Regions from separate parts of the Homo sapiens genome. Here region 1 is linked to region 2. A link is a contact called in ENCODE Hi-C or POLR2A ChIA-PET data. All regions are on one chromosome and are shown on one strand. Each heading gives the region's core, a stretch centred on a gene start or an enhancer-like site at or near the end of the contact. The rest is flanking DNA. Distances are from core to core; before and after follow the strand shown.

Evidence for each region. A loop is a pair of places that touch in the nucleus more often than their neighbours do. ChIA-PET counts read pairs that join two places held with the same protein, here RNA polymerase II (POLR2A). Pooled maps may share reads with other maps.
Region 1: a loop to region 2 is called in a map of breast epithelium, with 15 times the contacts of the local background. The contact joins the promoter of RPS14 here to the enhancer-like site in region 2. A Hi-C loop is called at or near these places in 7 of 168 maps with a recorded cell type or tissue (CD14-positive monocyte, HL-60/S4, astrocyte of the cerebellum and 4 more), 1 of 37 single-sample maps with no recorded cell type and 4 of 50 pooled maps. POLR2A ChIA-PET finds 5 or more read pairs at or near these places in 19 of 52 experiments (B cell, CD8-positive, alpha-beta memory T cell, GM10248 and 12 more).

What each region holds. Positions count from the first base shown.
Region 1 is chr5:150,447,103-150,451,370 of GRCh38, reverse strand. It overlaps RPS14 (ribosomal protein S14), which reads left to right and starts at 1,632. Exons shown (of 5, transcript NM_005617.4): 1 at 1,632-1,668; 2 at 3,636-3,786. The coding sequence starts at 3,638. RefSeq lists enhancers at 1,244-1,563, 1,177-2,115.
Region 2 is chr5:150,392,846-150,396,608 of GRCh38, reverse strand. TCOF1 (treacle ribosome biogenesis factor 1) reads right to left here. Exons shown (of 27, transcript NM_001371623.1): 23 at 3,057-3,237; 24 at 1-327. Among named protein-coding and RNA genes, the nearest start is that of CD74, 18 kb to the left of the region's middle. Within about 2 kb of position 2,513, at least 2 of the 41 ENCODE cell types and tissues checked have a DNase peak (open chromatin) inside an H3K27ac peak, as active enhancers do; they include B cell and CD14-positive monocyte, where a contact is called at or near this core.

The DNA.
Region 1 (4,268 bases), core at 383-2,882, 56 kb before region 2:
CTGGGTGCATTGGCTCACGCCTATAATGCCAGCCCTTTGGGAGACCGAGGCGGGTGGATCACCTGAGGCAGGAGTTCGAGACCAGCCTGGACAACATGGTGAAACCCCGTCTCTACTAAAAATACAAAAATTAGCCGGGTGTGGTGGCGCACACCTGTAATCCCAGCTACTCGGGAGATGAGGCAGGAGAATCACTTGAACCCAGGAGGCGGAGCTTGCAGTGAGCCAAGATGGCGTCACTGCACTCCAGCCTGGGCAACAAGAGCCAGACTCCGTCTCAAAAAAAAAAAGAAGGTATGTTGAGTTTTTCAGTTTAGCAGAATAAATTTTTTTTTTTTTTGAGACAGGGTCTCGCTGTGTCACCCAGGCTGGAGCCACGGGATATATTTATATATTTAAAATATATTTATAATATTTATATAGTATGTAATACAAAAATACTATATATATTCCATATAAATATTACATATAGTACATAGATAAAATGTATCTACCGCTTGCCTAGCTCTGTGAGGTACACTTCTTGGCCCTTCCCCACAGCTCCGACATATTCTCCCAAGCCTTCAAGGTCCTTCAATATTGTTATTAGAGGCTGGGCACGGTGGCTCACGCCTGTAATCCCAGCACTTTGGGAGGCCGAGGCAGGTGGATCACGAGGTCAGAAAATCCAGACCACCCTAGTCAACACGGTAAAACCCCGTCTCTACTAATACACACACACAAAAAATTTGTCGGGCGTGGTGGCACGCGCCTGTAGTCCCAGCTACTTGGGAGGCTGAGGCAGAATAGCTTGAACCTGGGAGGCAGAGGTTGCGGTCAGCCGAGATTGCGCCACTGCACTCCAGCCTTGGCTACAGAACAAGATTCGGTCGAAATATATACATGTATATTGTTATTAGAGGGCTATGTGGAAGTAGCTATTAAACACGAGGGCTTTGAAGCTAGAATTCCAAACCCTTCTGCAAAGGTGTGCTCTCAGTTAACATCCTTTATCTGTAAGAGGGAAATCAAAATTATTTGATAATGTCTTGAGGAGTAAATGAAGCAATGCATATAAACTGTTTAGCCCAGACCGGTCTGAAAATACATATTGAATAATTTATTCTTATTTTGCCCATTATATAATATGCCAAAGTAAGTGATTACGGTGTGTTTTCCCCGACTATGTTGCCTAGGCTGGCCTCGAACTACTTGGACGAAGCGATCCTCAGCCTCCTGAGTAACTGGGACCACAGGCCGGCGCCACCCTAGCTTTAATTAAGGCCGTTTTGTTGTTGTTATTCCCCTGCTCCACACAAGGGGCGCTGCCGCTCCAAGGCTGCCAGGGCGGGAGTCAGGATGGCGGAAGTCTGTCTAGCCACGACCACCGCCATCATGGAATACAGGCCCACCTCACCCCGCGGGTGTAGCCGCTTCGTACTGTCGCTTAGGCCGACCCGCTCGCAGCGACAACCAGCCCTCTACCTCTTTTCGCTCTCCCTTAAGTAATAAACCGTCTTTCCTTATGACGAGTCTTAAACTCTTTGGGAGGAATAATGCCGGCGTCTTCCGGAACCCGACCTCGCCCCGTGACCTCAGAGGTATACTTCCGGGACACGGAAGTGACCCCCGTCGCTCCGCCCCCTCCCACTCTCTCTTTCCGGTGTGGAGTCTGGAGACGACGTGCAGGTAGGAGGCCCGGGCGCGACAATCGGGGGGCATCCTGCGGCGAGGGGACCCTGTGGGGCTTGGGACGAGAGACGGGGGTCTTTCCGTGGGAACCGAGCTAGGTGCCGGGCAAGAGACGCGCGGCTGGCCCACCTGGATCCTGGCCAACTCGGGATTGAGTTCGTTCCTGGTCTCAGAAGGCCCGTTTTGCTTTCAGGGAGGAGCTTGTGAAGTAAGGGTGAGTGCGGGTCCAGCCTTTTAAGGCCTCGGCCCCGCAATACGGCCACGGCCACGGCCGCGTTTGAGCTGCACAGCGTAGTTGAGGGAACCCGGGACAGACGTGGGCTCCCGCCTCTACCTCGCCAAACTTTTTTCTTGGTGATCGCAGGCCCACGCCTAATCTCGTTTGTTTCCTCGTTTGCAAAATAGGAATAACAATAGCACCGATCCCATGGGTTTGTAGTGATCATTCAAAGAAGGAAAGCAGGGAAAACTCTCGCACTATGTTGGATGCTTCTAAATCTGGGCGATTCTTTCCGTTGCTGAGTCGGGCACGTTGCAAGTTCTGGGCGCTCAGGGCCCAGCACCAATGTTTGCTGTGCGCTTGCCCTGCGTTTATATACTCCTGATGACCACTCTGCTCGTTACTTTAGGGGATGTTAGGAACGGAGAAACTGCAAATTGGCATTTACTGAATGGCCATCATGCCGAAACATACTCATGCTTACGTATTTGAGATATGCTGGAGCCTTTCTATGCTTCTCGAGGCAGAACTTTGGGCTTCTCTCCTGTGGCGCGTTCCTTACAATAGTTAACGCACTGGGTCGTGCTCATTGGTCTGATTTGAAGATAGGAACATTTAACTTCGTACACCCAAGACTTACACTTGAAGTACTTACTGTGGTCACACACTTAACTAAAGTTTATATAGGGAAGGCAGAGGAGAGATCTAGGAACACCTGAGACAGACTAGGGTAGTTATTTGTGGTGTAGAGGCATCTTGGCAGGAGGCAGAGAGTGCTGGGCTGGGAGTCAGGACACGTTGTTTCTATGTTTGGTTTTGCCACTGTCTTTACTGTGACCATAGGCTGAGACACTCTCTATCTTCACCATCTGCAGGATATCGATTAGTGTTAGTGTCTTCTGAAAATGTTAAATTGTTCTGAACACCAGGAGGTTCAGAAGGCCTGGGGCTTTAGGCCGGAAGCAGTCTTATCCTAGCCTTCCACTTTCTCATTCATTCTCACCCGCCTTCCTCCTGTCAGTTTCTCTCTCCCTTAGATCTTGTGACAGTATGATTGCAATTATTATGAAGGTCATAATAGGTTAGAGTTATTTAGTCTCAGGACCCATCAGATTTCTGAGATGGGTCTTTTCCATTAGCCTGCCTTTTGGATATATTTTAGTGCCTTTGATATTTGATGTTGGTGACAAAGATTTAGTTCTAAATAGTTGTGGGAGTCAAATCAGTTGCATTTTTGAACATTTTGAAGGGATCAGGTGGAGCACAGGAAAACAGGAGATGAGAGGCTTGAGGGCTGTGTTGGTAAGGGTCCCTTGAATTCTAAGCTGAGGAGTTCATGCAGGAATCAAGCAGCTCCCTCGCCCCATGAAGGGTGTTAGGAATGGTACCAGTACATGGGTAGCTGTTGGTCTTGGGTTTCTTCTTGCCTTTTGGGGTGCAGCCTTCAGGCATCTGCTGCTAGATCCCTAGGCTTCTATCTTGTAGGTGCTGTGAGCTGAGCTGTTGGTAGTTTCTGGGGAAAGGATACTTCTCATGGTACTTTGCCATGTGGCCACAGTTGATACCCCCCCAAGTGCAAGGAGAAAGAAGTTTTAGTGAGGCAGAAATGAGAGAATACAGTAGAGTATTGGATGGAAGAAGACAGGGACATGAAGCAGGACTAGGGTTTCATTTAATAGCCAGGGGAAAGGGATTCTGGAAATGTTTTGTCTGTTAACCTTGAGTTTCTTTTCCTTCCACTCAGAAATGGCACCTCGAAAGGGGAAGGAAAAGAAGGAAGAACAGGTCATCAGCCTCGGACCTCAGGTGGCTGAAGGAGAGAATGTATTTGGTGTCTGCCATATCTTTGCATCCTTCAATGACACTTTTGTCCATGTCACTGATCTTTCTGGCAAGTGAGTACCTGGGTGGAGAGGCATCCAGCTGGCAAAAGGCTGAGGAAGGCAATGGCTGGGACGGGCTAGCAGTTCAGGGGATTCTCTCTAAAGAAATGCTGTTTTGTCCAGGTAAGAAAATGTGCTTGTCCATTTAGCCCACAAATATTGTGATTTCCCAGGGGTTACAAGAGAGGAGACACATTCTTCGTCCTTACAGCGTGATGGTCATTGAATCCTTGGTTTCTTGGGAATTATCTTCTTTCCCTAGTTCCCTTTGCAGGAGCAGCAGTGGACTGCAAGTGGGCTCTGGGTGCGGGTTCGACGGCCATTTAGCAAGTTGTGACTTGTGTGAAATCACTCAGATTCTGAGTTTTGGTTTCCTCATATGTAAAATTAGGACAGTAATGTCTACCTTGTGGAGTAATGGTAAGGATTAAATGCAAAAGTAGATATATAAAATGTTAATACTGAGTATAGCTATATTGGGCCATTCAACCCCA
Region 2 (3,763 bases), core at 1,264-3,763:
CGGCCCCCAGCTTCTTCTTCTTCTTGCTCCTGGGGGTCCTGGCAGCTGGCTGGTCTCCCGATAGCTTCCGCTTGCGGCTCTCCCAGCCCTTCCTGCTGCTCTCCTTGGTGGTGTCCACCACCTTCTTTCTTTCCTGTTCCAGCAGCTCAGTCAGGACCTTCACCACTGAGGCCTGCACCTGGGCCTCATTCAGGGGCCAGGGTTGGCCCAGGAGGCACTGGGTGATGTTGCTTTGCAGCGCCAGGGTTGAGGCTTGGGGGTTCCCAGCCCCTTTCTTGGGCTTCCGGGACTTCTGAGGTGTGGTGCCTGAAGCAGCCTCTTTTCCACCTATGGAGAGAGAATGTGGGGTCACAGATCTGGGAGAGTTGGGGGACAGATCTTATGGTACCTAAGAGCGAAGAGGGTGCAGGGAGTGACTCCATCTTTTCTTACAATGGCACAGATGGGGAGAGCAAGGCTTGGCGGTCACTCTGCCCCAGCTGGTCTCCTAAGCTCACACCTTTCCACCAATTTCACACCCTGACTTCATTTCTAACTTACAGCTTTTCCCTGTCTCTTTATACTAAAAACTCCAGTTAGGGTGGGGGACAGAAAATGACTCCAGAATGTTAATGAAAGGGCCTGAAATCTATCAATGGAATGAAAATTCAGAAAGGAGGGAGATGGAGTCTGGAGCTGGGAGGAAGGAGACCTGGGTTCTAGGTCTGACTTTCCCACCCACTTTCAGTGTGATTCTGGCCAGGACCCATCTCCTCCCAGGGCCTTGGTTTCCCTGTCTATAACGTGAGGGGTGGATGAACAGTAAGGCTTCCTATGATACATTGTAGATTTATAATAAAAGTGGGGGCCATGCAGACATTCAACTGATGATTACCCACACTCGGCCCTTCCTGGTCAGGGGGTCCAGGCAAGGTGGGGAGCTCTGGGTGCAGTGTATATACACGTGGTGGCTGACTAAGCAGGTTTACTGCCTGCCAGAGAGACTTCTGGTGCAGCCTTTGTTTAGAATTTTCCACGCCTCTGCTTGCCTTTGATAATTGTGTGCTGACTACACGTGTAAAAAAAAAAAAACCTTCCACAGCCCCCTCTAAAATGTCTCCTTGTCGCACCGCCTCTCACAGAGAATGTTGGGGAAGAAAGTGAGCAGCAATTCCTCTTCCGACCCAGCCTGGGGCAAGCTGCAGCTGAAAGCCCCATGACTGGGTCTCCTCACCGGCTCTAACTTCCAAGTGACTTGGAGGTCTCTGCCCCATTCTGGGTCTCATGGGCACAACACTCCTGCATGCTGGGCTCTGAAAGGTGGCTTGGTGGTTTGGTCCTGGAGGTGTTTGCCTGGAGGAAGGCCCAGGTGGATACTCCATGTCACACTCTATGTGGTACTCATGTCACACTGAGGCTAGGGCTGCCCCCTGCAGCATGCAGTGAGCTTGGCCCCTCAGCCCCAACCAGGATTTCTGGCGACTTTTGGCTCTAGAGCTGCGGTGGGCTGGGGGAGGTGGACTGGGCAGGGCAGGCCAGGTTAGGCAGAGGGGCCCCCGGGACGGCTGGAGGCCCAATTCCATCCTCTGGGGATTCTTCAAGATGGCAGGAGCCAATGGAGAGGGAAGCTGGGGAGGGCAGTTAGCCCCGGAAACCTCTCTCCCCAGAGCCTACGTTTCTGCTGCTGCCTTTTTTTTTTTTTTTTTTTTTTTTGAGACAGAGTTTTGCTCTGTTGCCCAGGCTGGAGTGCGGTGGTGCAATCTCGGCTCACTGCAACCTCTACCTCCCAGGTTCAAGCGATTCTCCTGCCTCAGCCTCCTGAGTTGCTGGGAGTACAGGCGCCTGCCATCATGCTGGCTAGTTTTTTGTATTTTTAGTAGAGACAAGGTTTCACCATGTTGGCCAGGCTGGTCTTGAACTCCTGACCTCAAGTGAGCCACTCGCCCTGGCCTCCCAAAGTGCTGGGATTATAGGCACGAGCCACTGCGCCAGGCCCACTTTTCTGCTGCTTATCTGCAAACACCCAGAACACCAAGGCTGGGGAAGCCCTGGAGCTGTCCCAAGTGTGCCCAGCTGGTACATATTTGACCCTTAGCTCCAGTAGGGTCAGGGAGTGTGGATGCCCCAGGTTAGGTGAATTGAATAATCCAGTCTGCCCTCCAAATACAATGTGACTATTTTCTACATGTGCCATGCCTTGACACAGACTGGATACATCAACTGCTGTTTTGTATGGTTAAGACACAGAGGTCCAGAGTGGCCAGGGGATTTCCAAGGCTTTACAATGAGTCAGAACAGCCTGGGGCCAGTCTACTGCCTGGGGTCTCCTGCATGTGCTGAGTGTCCTCCAAACGTGACTGTCAGCCTATTGTCTAAGCTATCCTCTGAGGCCCAAGGCCCACACCGTGAGCCTATTTACAGGGAAGAAAAGTTGATGGTGATGGTTGGAGAGAGCCAACACTTGCTCCACAAGCCAAAAGACGCAGCTTCCTCTGAGGCAAGGGCTATCCTACCAGGTGCATCAGCACCACCCAGGGCTGGATACACCCCCACTTCCAGGCTGTCCAGGGCCATGGGAGCCAGACACCTGGGCGTGGGGCCCACCTGTACTTTTTTTTTGAGACAGGGTCTCACTGTACCACCCTGGCTGGAGTGTAGTGGCATGATCATGGCTCACTATAGCCTCAACCTCCTGGCTTCAAGTCATTCTTCTGCCTTGGCCTCTCAAGTAATTGGGACTACAAGCGTGCACCATCACACCGGCTAATTAAAATAAATTTTAGAGATGGGGTCTCTCTGTGTTGCCCAGGCTGGCCTTGAACTCCTGGGCTTGAGCAATCTGCCCACCTCGGCCTCCCAAAGTGCTGGGATTATGGGCATGAGCCACTGCACCTGGCCCCACCTGCACTTTGATGAGCATCTTCAGGTCCAATGCAAGGCCACAAGGTCTCACTTGGAGAGGCTCTGGGGGCAGACAGGACCATGTTGGGAGGACTGTTGCTACAGGAGGGCAAGAAGGGGCCCACTGCCCTGTCCCTCTGTGTCCTGCTATGTCCCTCCTGCAGACCTTAACTTACCTGTTTTAGGGGACAACATGCCTGCTGCCTGTTGGGGCTTTGCCTCCTGCTTGCCATCTGGGTCATCTTTGGCGGCCAGAGTAGAGGAAACTGAGGGGCTGGAGTCTAGCTTGGGAGTGGCTTTTGAGGCCTGGGAATTGGCTGGGGTTAGTCCAGGGGTCATATAACCTGAGAGGAGAGACTGAAGAAGCCCATTGTGAAAGAGGCTGCCACCACCCCACCCCACTGCCATAACCCAGCCCGAGTCATGGCCTGCTGTGAGGAAAGCAGCCTGGGGCCTCTAGGATCACCCTGCCCTATCAGTGCAGAGTGGGTGGACAACAAGGCACAGAGCAGCACTTCAGCCCTTGGCGTGTGCCTCCTGAACTATTTTAATTAATACACTTTCTAGACAGGCACATTTAAAAAGGAAATTTCTTATTAATACAAATGGAAAATTACTAGCTTTTGCCACATACAGATAGTAACCTTAAAATAAATCTGCTAAAGAATGTTTTTGTCCGGACATCACCCAGAATCAAGGTCAATCCCTTCTACAGACCCCAAGGGTCAGCTACTCAGGGCTCTATGAGGGGACGGAGGCAGCCTGGCTGTGGTCTGCTGGCTGGGCCACACGTGGTGCCTTGCAGACAGGACCTTGCCCAAGGCCTCTGTGAAGAGAGGGGACCCAGACCCCTGACCTGAGGGATCGGGTAGACAGGAGCCTG